Regions from separate parts of the Homo sapiens genome. Here region 1 is linked to region 2. A link is a loop called in an ENCODE intact Hi-C map of the cell type or tissue named here. Cell type or tissue: CD4-positive, alpha-beta T cell. All regions are shown on one strand. Each heading gives the region's core, and the rest is flanking DNA. Links, peaks and the distances in the headings are about the cores only.

Region 1 (5,370 bases), core at 182-5,181, 290 kb before region 2:
TCCTACACCAGCACCTGTAGAAGTGCTGAAGTCTTCTGACATCATCTAAGAAGATGTCAAGGTAAAGAAAGCCTTGTAAGCCTGAAAAGCATTTTCTGGAAGCCCAGAGCAAAACCTACTTCCACTTTGAGTTCTAATCCCATAATAATTATGATAATCTAACATAAAGAAGCTATAATACTCTTCAAGATTGGGAAAATAACAATAACTCAAAGTTGAATACCATTTTTACAGTTCACAACATACTTCCATAGACTTTACCCCATTTAATCCAGGCAACTATCCAGTGAGGTAGGAATTATCTTTCCAGAGAAGAAAACTGAAGCACAGGTTACACAACCTGCCCAAGATCCCATAGCTGCCTCAGGGCAGATGGAAATCAGCATTGAAGCATGCTGACTCCAAAACCCTCCATGCTTATACTAGGCTAATTTTCTTATTTCCAGGATATTATGCTGTTGCCTAAATGTACTACGGTTCATTCCTTGAGACATATTATACTGTTATCTTCAAAGGCTGAAAGGGGCAAGAAAGGTCCAACAGCTAATAAAACTTGTGTGTGGTTTTTGTTTTGTTTTGTTTTGAGAAGGAGTTTCGCTCTTGTTGCCCAGGCTGGGGTGAAATGGCGCGATCTTGGCTCACTGCAACCTCGGCCTCCTGGGTTCAAGCAATTCTCTTGCCTCAGCCTCCCAAGTAGCTAGGGTTACAGGCGCACGCCACCATGCCCGGCTAATTTTTGTATTTTTAGTAGAAACGAGGTCTAGCCATGTTGGCCAGGCTGGTCTCAAACTTCTGACCTCAGGTGATCCACCCGCCTCGGCCTCCCAAAGTGCTGGGATTACAGGCGTGAGACACCGCTCCCGGCCCTAATAAAACTTTGTATCACAGCTACATAAATTAAAACACTTGAAGAGCAACTATCTTTTAGGGATAAAGAGCCAACACCGGTAGAAAACGCAGCAAAGGATGTAGTTTCTGCACATCGCCTTAAATCTCTAAGATTTAAGTGTAAATTACAAGATGTAGTTAAAACCCACAATGACAGTGGGGTTACCACCTTGCAAGAAACTTCAAGGGAAATCACCAGACAACGTCTCATTTCACTCTGGCCCATAAGCTGCAACTAAAACCAGGTTGAAAGCCTGTAAGTGGCCTTCTGCAGTCTACCTGCTAGTGTATGGCAAACCCTCATGGAGTGGGGTTGTAAAGTGAAACAGCCTCTGCCTTGAAAAATCATAATTCAAGTGACCAATGTTGCTACACAACGACTAGATATGCCATATCCCTGGCTTAGGGTTTCTGAGGACCCCTGGGACTCCAGTTCACTGCAAACAAAGGACCCAACATGCATTTGGTCTTCCCCTGCTAAATGGGACAAGTTACCACCAGCAAACAAAGAATACCTCACCCCTTGGCCTCCCCCAGTGACAAGGTCGGTGCAAAAGGGGGCAAACTAGGGGGGCCAGAAGGCACCGGGCCTCCCTCTGGACGAACGGTCCGGGCAGCACCGGGAAGGAGGAGAAGTAGACAAAGGTCTCGGGGCACTCAGGAGGCTTCCTCCAGGCCCTGCCTGGGGAAACGGCGCATCCCGAGGCGAAGGCGTCGTTGCGCCAATGAAGCGGCCTCTCCCACGGCCTCCGCGGAGCCCCTGGCTGCGAGGCCCGCCCCGGCGGACCGGTCTGGCCCCCGCCCCCGCCCGGGCTCCATGGCAACGGCAGGCCGAGGCCTGGCTGCCCACGGATCGGCCGGGCCGGCTTCCCGGGCAGGCCTAGGATGCCCGGCCTGCTCCTCGGGCCCGCCGGCGTCTCCGCCCCACTCTCCGCCAGGCTGGCGGTCGGACCGGGCCCCCTCCTCACGACGACCACCCCCGGCCGCGGCAGGCTCCTCAAGAGGGCACGAAAGGGGAGAATAAAAAGCCCAATTCACCTGTTGTTACAGATGTGAAACAAGCCTCTGTGCACCGCGCATGAGCCGCGGCTCCCCCAACCACGGCCGGACTACAACTCCCAGCAGCGGCGGCGCGGCCCCTTCCGAGTCCCGTGGCGGAAGTCCCGCCACCGGCCCGGCGTTCCCCACCCGGCGTCACGGAGCCCGCCTGCGGCGCACGGCTCCGCTCCCCCGCGGGCCTGGAGCCCGGCCCCACCTGGGACTCGTCGTAGCCGCTCGGGGCACCCAGCGCCCGGGATGCCCCAGCACCCGGCCCAATGGGGCGCGGCGGCGGTGCAGGCGGGACTTCCGGCGGAGTCGCGAAGGGGACGGGTTGGCGCCGGCTGCTCTGGGGTCGCAGAGCGAGCGGGTTTGGGTGGCGGGGTCGGGCGTCAAGTTGCTGCCTTTCTCGGCGACTTAGCTGCCTGCAGTGTGAAAGCGGGAAGGGTCTTCTCGCCCTCTGCGAGCCACCCGCGCCTCCTGATGCGAATAAACAGCCCGGGTCATGGCTGAGCGGGGAACGGTTTCCAGCTCGGGCTCCGGGATTCCACCCGCCTTCCCCGCCACAGCTCGTAGCCACGCCTCTTCTCTTCCCCATCTCCCCTCTAATCTGTTTTTTTAGGGAGGTGAGCATTTTTGTCTTGTCTCCCCAGTTTGCAGGGAAGATGAAATCAACGTGTTGGTTCGTTGATTTCGTAAACTGTACAACGTTAGGCAAAGGACAAGGTGGCACTTGCTGGTCGCGGGGAGAGTGCCAGTCATAGTTGCTGGAAATCTGGAGGTCCGCCCGGCCACATCACCTCTTAGGAATGAGAAAGGGGATTGTCCCAATTACACGCTGTAGTCCTCTAGATAAGGTTCAAGTATAGGTTCAGTGGAATTCAGCTTCAAAAGGAAACAACGCAGTGGCGTAGCTCTGAAGCTGGGTCAGGATTTTACAGAGTATGGTTTTAAGATGTGGCCTTTAGGCCGGGCGTGGTGGCTCACGCCTGTAATCCCAGCACTTTGGGAGGCCAAGGCGGGTGGATCACCTGCGGTCAGGAGTTCAAAACCAGCCTGGCCAACATGGTGAAACCCCGTCTCAACTAAAAATGCAAAAAAATTAGCTGGGCGTGGTGGCGGGCGCATATAATCCTAGCTACTTCGGGAGGCTGAGGCAGGAGAATCACTTGAACCCGGGAGGCGGATGTTGCAGTAAGCCGAGATCGTGTCATTGAACTCCAGCCTGGGCGACAAGAATGAAACTTAAAAAAAAAAAAAAAAAAAGATGTGACCTTTGAGGCTGTATGAAGAATTAGTGCCATATCCCGTCACTTTTGTGTGCAAACAGTTCAACATGTATCTCTTTTCTTTCTCTCTACATTGGCTAGAAGACCGGGGTGTGGGGGTGGAACATCATTTATTCATTCAAATAATTAGTGCATCTGAACAGGGCATGGTGCTGTGTTGTGTGGAGAATAGAGAGATCCCTGCACGGACATCTGAGTGCTCTGTGTATCAGTTGCTAAGCTGGTGTGGAGGCTACAAAGGCCCTGCCTCAAGGGACTTAGAGCCTAGTAGAGAAGATGACAACATTGTGTGAAGGAAATGGAAAGTGGTAAATGCTGGAAAGGAGGTATTAGGTACTCCAAGAGTTCAGAGAAAGGAGTGGTTACTCCTGAATGGCAAAATGAAAGGAACGTGAACAAAGACATACGAGTGGAACAAGGGACAAATCCTAGGAATATTCAGTAGTTCAGTGTGACCACAGGGTTGGATGTGTGTGCAAGCTTTACAGGAAATAGAACTGAAAAACTGTTGGGGAGTGCCATACTAAGGAATTTTTACTTTTTTTGGTAAGACATTTAAAAAATTATTAGGAGAGTAAAATACTGCACTTTTTTGTTGTTGTTGAGACAGAGTCTCTACTCAGTCACCCAGGCTGGAGTGCAGTGGGGTGGTTGCGGCTCACTGCAACCTCTACCTCCCACGTTCAAGCGATTCTCCTGCCTCAGCCTCCCAAGTAGCTGGAATTACAGGTGTGCACTACCATGCCCAGCTCATTTTTGTATTTTTACTAGGGATGGTTTCACCATGTTGGCCAGGCTGGCCTCGAACTCTTGGCCTCAAGTGGTCCACACACTTTGGCCTCCCAAAGTGTTGGGATTACAGGCGTGAGCCACCACGCTGGGCCAATACTGTAATTTAGAAAGCTTCCTCTGGAAGTGAAAGGGTTGAATCAGCTGGGAAAATAGAAACTAGCATGCTAATTAGATCCCGAGAGAGAATGAAAGATTTAACTCAACAGTGAGAAAAGCAAGAAAGAAAAAAAAGGGGGGGTGACTGTTGAGCAGCAGACTGAGCCCAGGCCACAAGTGTGTGGAGAGATGACTTTGAGATCTGTACCATAGTGACTGAAAGGATTATGTACTATTAACATAATTAAGGGACACAAGAGTTGGAAAAGATGATGGATTCAGCTTCACTCAGATTATGTTTGCAATGTTGTTGGGAAAGTTAAGTGATAAAGTCGTGGTCCCTGCTCCAAAGAAAGTTATAGTCTGGTAGAGAGGATGAGAATAGCATGCAAATGTCTTTTTTTTGTTGTTTTTTTTTTGAGACAGGGTCTCACTCTGTCACCCAGGCTGGAGTGCAGTGGCACCATCATGGCTTATTGCAGCCTTAACCTCCCAGGCTCAATTAATCCTCCCTCCTCAGTTTCCTGAGTAGCTGGGACTACAGGCACATGCCACCACGCCCAGATAATTTTTTATTTTTTGTAGAGAAAGGGTCTCACTATGATACCCTAGGTTGACCTCAAACTCCTGGCCTCAAGCGATCCTCCCACTTCAGCCTCCCAAACTCCTGAGATTACAGGTGTGACCCACTATGCCCAGCCACAAATAAATCAAGACCTAAGGCCAGGTGTGGTGGCTCATGCCTGTAATCCCAGCACTTTGGAGGCCCAGGCAGGCGGGTCACCTGAGGTCAGGAGTTCAAGACCAGCCTGACCAACATGGAGAAACCCCATCTCTACTAAAAATACACAATTAATCGGGCATGGTGGCACATGCCTGTAATCCCAGTTACTCGGGAGGCTGAGGCAGGAGAATCACTTGAACCCAAGAGGCGGAGGTTGCAGTGAGCCAAGATCATGCCATTGCACTCAGCCTGGGCAACAAGTGCGAAACTCCATCTCAAAACAAACAAACAAACAAACAAAAAAACAAAAATTCAAGACCAAGTGGATGCACTCCAAAAGAGGCTCCTGTAGGCCAGTAGGGGGCAAAATACTTGAATAGACATCTCCCACAGGCACAGTGGCTCAAGCCTGAAATCCCAGCCCTTCAGGAGGCTGAGATGGGCAGGTCAGTTGAGCCCAGGAATTTGAGATCAGCCTGGGCAACAAGGCGAGACTCCTCTCTACAAAAATACTAAAAGTAGCTGGGTTTGGTGACATGCGCC
Region 2 (5,346 bases), core at 347-5,346:
TATACATTGCTGGTGGGAATGTAAAATGGTACAACCACTTTGGAAAATAATCACCCAGGCTGGAGTGCAATGGCGAGATCTCGGCTCACTGCAACCTCTGCCTCCCGGGTTCAAATGATTCTCCTGCCTCAGCCTCCCGAGTAGCTGGGATTACAGACATGTGCCACTAAGCCCAGCTAATTCTTGTATTTTTAGTAGAGCCAGGGTTTCACCATGTTGGCCAGGCTGGTCTCAAACTCCTGACCTCAAGTGATCTGCCCACCTCAGCTTCCCAAAGTGCCAGGATTACAGGCATGAGCCACCGTGCCCGGCCCAATGCCTGGCAGTCTTTTAGGCACTGAGGAAATAACAGCAAAGAAGACAGGCAAAAATCCCTGTCCTCTTGCCTTCTGGTACTAAAGTTCAAATAAGGAAAGTAAGAAACGTAAAATTAGTTCAGACTGTGAAAACCTGTCCTGCTATTTTCTCATCACAGATAATAGATGTGCAGGCTGGAGTGCAATGGCGCGATCTCAGCTCACTGCAACCTCCATCTCCCAGGTTCAAGGTCTCCCACGTAGCTGGGATTAAACATGCTGCAGCTGTAGTCTCATAAATAACCCCTTTCTTTGAGAGACTACCGCTTTTTTTCTTTTTCTTTTCTTCCTTTTCTTTTCTTTTTTTTTTTTAAGACAGAGTCTTGCTCTGTCGCACAGTCTGGAGTGTAGTGGTGTGATCTCGGCTCATTGCAGCCTCCACCTCCTGGCTTCAAGTAATTATCTTGCCTCAGCCTCCCATGTAACATGAGCCACCTCACTCGGTGGCGACTACTGCTTTCTTAGCAAGAAACTTTGTTCTCTAAAATTAAAACTTTGCTGCTTGACATCATGTCTATTCCCTCCAGGCAATGACCACCAGGAATATACTTATTACTGAAAACACTAAGTTTATTACTCATTGCTATGAGGGAGAATGTACACCATGGGGGAACCATGGGGTGTCTCATTAAGAGAGTGTTAGAAAATAATTATAGGATTTGGGCTTGTTAAGTGATTTAGGGGAGGGTTTAAGGAAGTACAGCTTTGCTTGGAGATGGAGGCTGTCAGAAGATTGGGGTAATTCTATGATTAGGTACCCTGATATATCTTATTTACAGGGAGGCATCTTTGCAAAGCCAGTATGTGATAAACAACTGGTATCAGGCCAAAAAAAAAAAAAAAAGAACTTGTATCAGGCTAAAGAGATTGGTAAAGAAGTGGTACTCTTATTTGCTGGGAAATGAGATGTTTGGTTGTGGCTTGGACAATGTACATGTTTTGTGTTCAACATGATTATGGAGTGTTCTAGTTTTGTCTTGATCCGTCACAATCAGTCTGATGTTGGTGTTTTATGAAATTGTTTATGCTCAACAGGAACACCAAGACCTAGCTGTGAGTGTCAGGCCAATTTTTTTTTCTCTTTCTCACATTTCAATAAGCATGAAACATCTCATTCTTGGCTGAAGGATCTACATCCCTTTGACACAGAGAAGCAGCCTTGATTTCCATCCCAGGTGCAGAGCTTCAGCTAACGATTACATTCCACATCGATCTTAACCTTGTAGTTTCCACAGAAATGACCCTGGGTCCCCTTTGCAGTCCACGCCAGATTAGGACTCCACACACAGCTGTGCTGTGCTTTGAGCATATCAAACACCGGTTCACTTAAATTTCACCTGAATTCGACTCTTTCCCAAATCATATAACAATTATTTTAGTGACTGTCAATAAACTTGACTTTGGTGGAATTACAGGTTTGTCCACTGATCTGAGGCTGATTGGGCTAGAACAAAACTATATACGGTATAATAGATATAAATGTTATGGAAAAAAATAAAAGCAAGGAAAAAGAAGTGTTGGGAAAGGGACAGTTTGTGATTTAAGTAAGGTGCTCAGGGAAGGCCTCACGAATAAAGTGACATCGGAGCAGAGACCTGAAGGAAGTGGGGAATTTTAAAATCAGCTTAATATCTGGGAAAAGGGGCATTCCAGGAAGAGGGAAGAGTTAGTATAAAGGCTCTGAGGACAGGCATACAGGGCGTGTTGCAACCACACTGTTTTTTAACGAAGTCTCACACTGCTGCCCAGGCTAGAGAGCAATGGCGTGATCTCGGCTTACTGCAACCTCTGCCTCCCAGGTTCAAGCGATTCTACTGGCTCAGCCTCCCGAGTGGCTGGGATGACAGGCGCCCCCCACCACGCCAGGCTAATTTTTTGTATTTTTAATAGAGAAGGGGGTTTCACTATATTGGCCAGGCTAGTCTCGAACTCCTGACCTCGTGATCCCTCCGTCTAGGCCTCCCAAAGTGCTGGCATTACAGGTGTGAGCCACCGCGCCCAGCCGCAACCACACTTTCTTAGTGAGACCCACCCTGACAACCTCTTTAATTCTGGAACCTACCCCTGCCCCCATTGGTACTCTCTAATCCCACTTTGCTTTTCTCCACACAACTTTTCAAGATATAATTCCGTGTCGGCCGGGCGTGGTGGCTCATGCCTGTAATCCCAGCACTTTGGGAGGCCGAGGCCGGCGGATCACGAGGTCGGGAGATCAAGACCATCCTGGCTAACACGGTGAAACCCCGTCTCTACTAAAAATACAAAAAATTAGCCGGGCGTGGTGGCGGGCGCCTGTAGTCCCAGCTACACTCGGGAGGCTGAGGCAGGAGAATGGCGTGAACCCAGGAGGCGGAGACTGTAGTGAGCCGAGATCGCGCCACTGCACTCCAGCCTGGGCGACAGGGCAAGACTCCGTCTCAATTAAATAATAATAATAATAATAATAATAATAATAATAATAATAAATTCCCTGTCCTTTGTTTTTGTTCATCGATGTAGCCCAAGCTCCCAGGAGTGTGGGGCATACAGAAGGCGCTTGACAGCCACGTGTGGAGAAAAGGAGCCCGGGGCTGGGCAGAGAGCGAGGCCAAGGGAAGAAGAATACTCGGTCGCGTGGAGCCTTGGGGGCCCACTGGGAGGGCTCGGGCGCCACGCAGATCTGCGCGGAATGAGCCGCCAGAGGCCGCTGGCAGTCGCACAGAGAAGCCCATCGTTTCCTACCACCTGGGACTCGACGGACGTCTACGCGCGTGCGCAGCGGTCCCATCGAGGCACCCGCCTCATTGGCTGTGGCTGGCTCGCAAAAGTGGCATTGCGCATGCGCGCTTCCTTGCGCGAGCCGGGCTGTCGGGTGTGTTTTGCTCTCCAGCCTCCGTCGTCTCTGCAGCACTCCGGGTTCTCCTCCAGAGCGCTAGTCCCAGGAGCTCGGAATGTTCGTGGAACTTAATAACCTGCTTAACACCACCCCCGACAGGGCGGAGCAGGTAAGAGGTCCCGCTGGCCGGAAGGGGGCGGGACCTGGCAGGGCAGCGGAATACTGCATCCGGGAGGCGGTGCGCACGACCCCGGGGAATGGCGCGACGACCCGGCACGGGGTACCTGGGAGTTGTAGTCCGCAGAGGATCGACCCGGGGATTGGACTGGAGGCTTGGGCCCGCCGAAAGTGGGCTTCTGGGCCATCTCGCATATTCTCAACGGCTGTGCGTGTCCTTAAAAGTCCCTGGGAAGCGGCCGGGCGCGGTGGCTCACCCCTGTAATCCCAGCAGTTTGGGAGGCCGAGGCGGGTGCATCATCTAAGGTCAAGAGTTCGAGACAAGTCTGGCCAAGATGGTGAAACCCCCGTCTCTACGAAAAATACAAAAATTAGCCGGGCGTGGTGGCTCATGCCTGTAATCTCAGCTACTCGGGAGGCTGAGACAGGAGAATTGCTTGAACCCGGGAGGCGGAGGTTGCAGTGACCCGAGATCTCGCCACCGCACTCCAGCCTGGGCGACAGAGCGGGACTCCACCTCAAAAAAAAAAAAAAAAAGTACCTGGGAAGCATGGCCGACAGTGGGGTTGGGTTATATTCGCGGACGTGAACTGTGGCGCGCTGTGCATGTTCACTGGGGTGGGGGGTCCCAGGCGCTCAGAGGAGACTGCAGAATAGGCCCGAGAGGAGAGGGGAGTTCGTTTCGCCGCCGTCTTCATGGGCGAGCTTCCTAACCGCCACCTCGCCCCGGAGCAATTGGCACATTGTATTGAACGCTGCTGTTCTTCTTACTCTTCCTCCTTGTGATCTCTAATAGAACTGTTAGAAGCAGGACAGAGCCAAATTGGCTTGGACCAAGTCCGTCTTGGGCACCCCAGGCTGGCCTGTTCTCTCCACCCTCCTCACACTCCGGGGTACCTTGAAACCTTTCACATTTTAACGTAGGAGTAACCTCTTTCAGGAGTGTATCTTTTGGCTTATTTATTTATTTATTTATTTTTGATGGAGTCTCGCTCCCTCGCCTGGGCTGGAGTGCACTGGCGCGATCTCGGCTCCCTGCAACCTCACCTCCCGGGTTCAAGTGATTCTCCTTATTCAGCCTCCCAAGTAGCTGGGATTGCAGGCGTGCGCTACCACACCGGGCTAATTACTTGGCTGATTTTTTTTTGTATTTTTTGTTAGAGACGGGGTTTCACCATGTTGGCCAGGCTGGTCTGGAACTCCTGACCTCAGGTGATCCGCCCGCCTCTGCCTCCCAAAGTGCTGGGATTACAGGCGTGAGCCACCACGCCCAGCCTGGTTTATTCATAATCTTTGTCTTCCTAATGAAATGGTAAACTCCTCCAGGCAACCAGGATACTAAGTGTCTAAAGCCTTTTTATGACCCCATAGCGCCAAATTGTAGCTTTCAGTAGATCCTTGTGGATTTTAGTTGCCAGGCAGTTCTTGTCCAGATGACTCTGATTACCTTGCCAGTTACCACTGGCACTTCCAAAGTCAGCCTAGGGCCAGGTGAAAGAATGGAGTAATCAAGTGGGCACCAGGAAATGACAGCACTAGGGGTAACACTGAAGGTCTGACGATGTGATCTTTCACATTTTGTAAGTGAAAAAACCTGAAGCCCAGAGAAGTTAAGGCATTTGTGGAAGGTCACACGGCAAGGAGGTGGCATGCATGATATCACTTGATCCTGACCTTCCCTGTCACTGACAGAAATAGAGGTGAATGGAGCAGGACAGTCAGGCTCTGCAGAGACCACCCTTAGAGGTCTTTCTAGAGCTCTCCATGATCAGGCCTCTGAAGCAGGGCCATTGGGTGAACTTTGTTATCAGACATCTGTATCAGCAACTGCTTCTTCCTCCCTTCTCCCTCACCCTACAGAATAGAATTGGCATCAGAATATAAAGTAGTTGGCAGGGAGGCCTTTTGAAGGCCTCTTCCAGTCCTAGCAATCTGATTTTCACTGGAGTCTGATGGTAAAAGCATCCTTTGTTCAGGATCCAATTCTTCCTAAGACTG

Evidence for each region. Hi-C counts contacts between places; a loop is a spot of excess contacts. Peaks named below come from ENCODE experiments on the same cell type or tissue, not always from the same donor. Only the 100,000 strongest peaks of a DNase experiment are listed, where the experiment ranks them.
Region 1: it touches region 2 in a loop (9-fold over the local background); 48 of 110 quality-filtered maps call a loop at or near these places.

The regions. Positions count from the first base shown.
Region 1 is chr3:47,799,769-47,805,138 of GRCh38, reverse strand. DHX30 (DExH-box helicase 30) reads right to left here and starts at 2,001. Exons shown (of 22, transcript NM_138615.3): 1 at 1,927-2,001. RefSeq lists silencers at 207-403, 1,581-2,430 and an enhancer at 1,331-1,856. In CD4-positive, alpha-beta T cell, for the core only: a CTCF peak has its summit at 5,119; a DNase peak (open chromatin) is centred at 2,068; H3K4me3 peaks cover 1,999 bases; H3K27ac peaks cover 1,359 bases.
Region 2 is chr3:47,511,531-47,516,876 of GRCh38, reverse strand. ELP6 (elongator acetyltransferase complex subunit 6) reads left to right here and starts at 3,165. Exons shown (of 7, transcript NM_001031703.3): 1 at 3,165-3,340. The coding sequence starts at 3,287. RefSeq lists enhancers at 3,201-3,310, 3,641-3,750. In CD4-positive, alpha-beta T cell, for the core only: CTCF peaks have their summits at 2,837 and 3,043 (motif pointing right); DNase peaks (open chromatin) are centred at 3,106, 3,416 and 3,946; H3K4me3 peaks cover 1,796 bases; H3K27ac peaks cover 1,531 bases.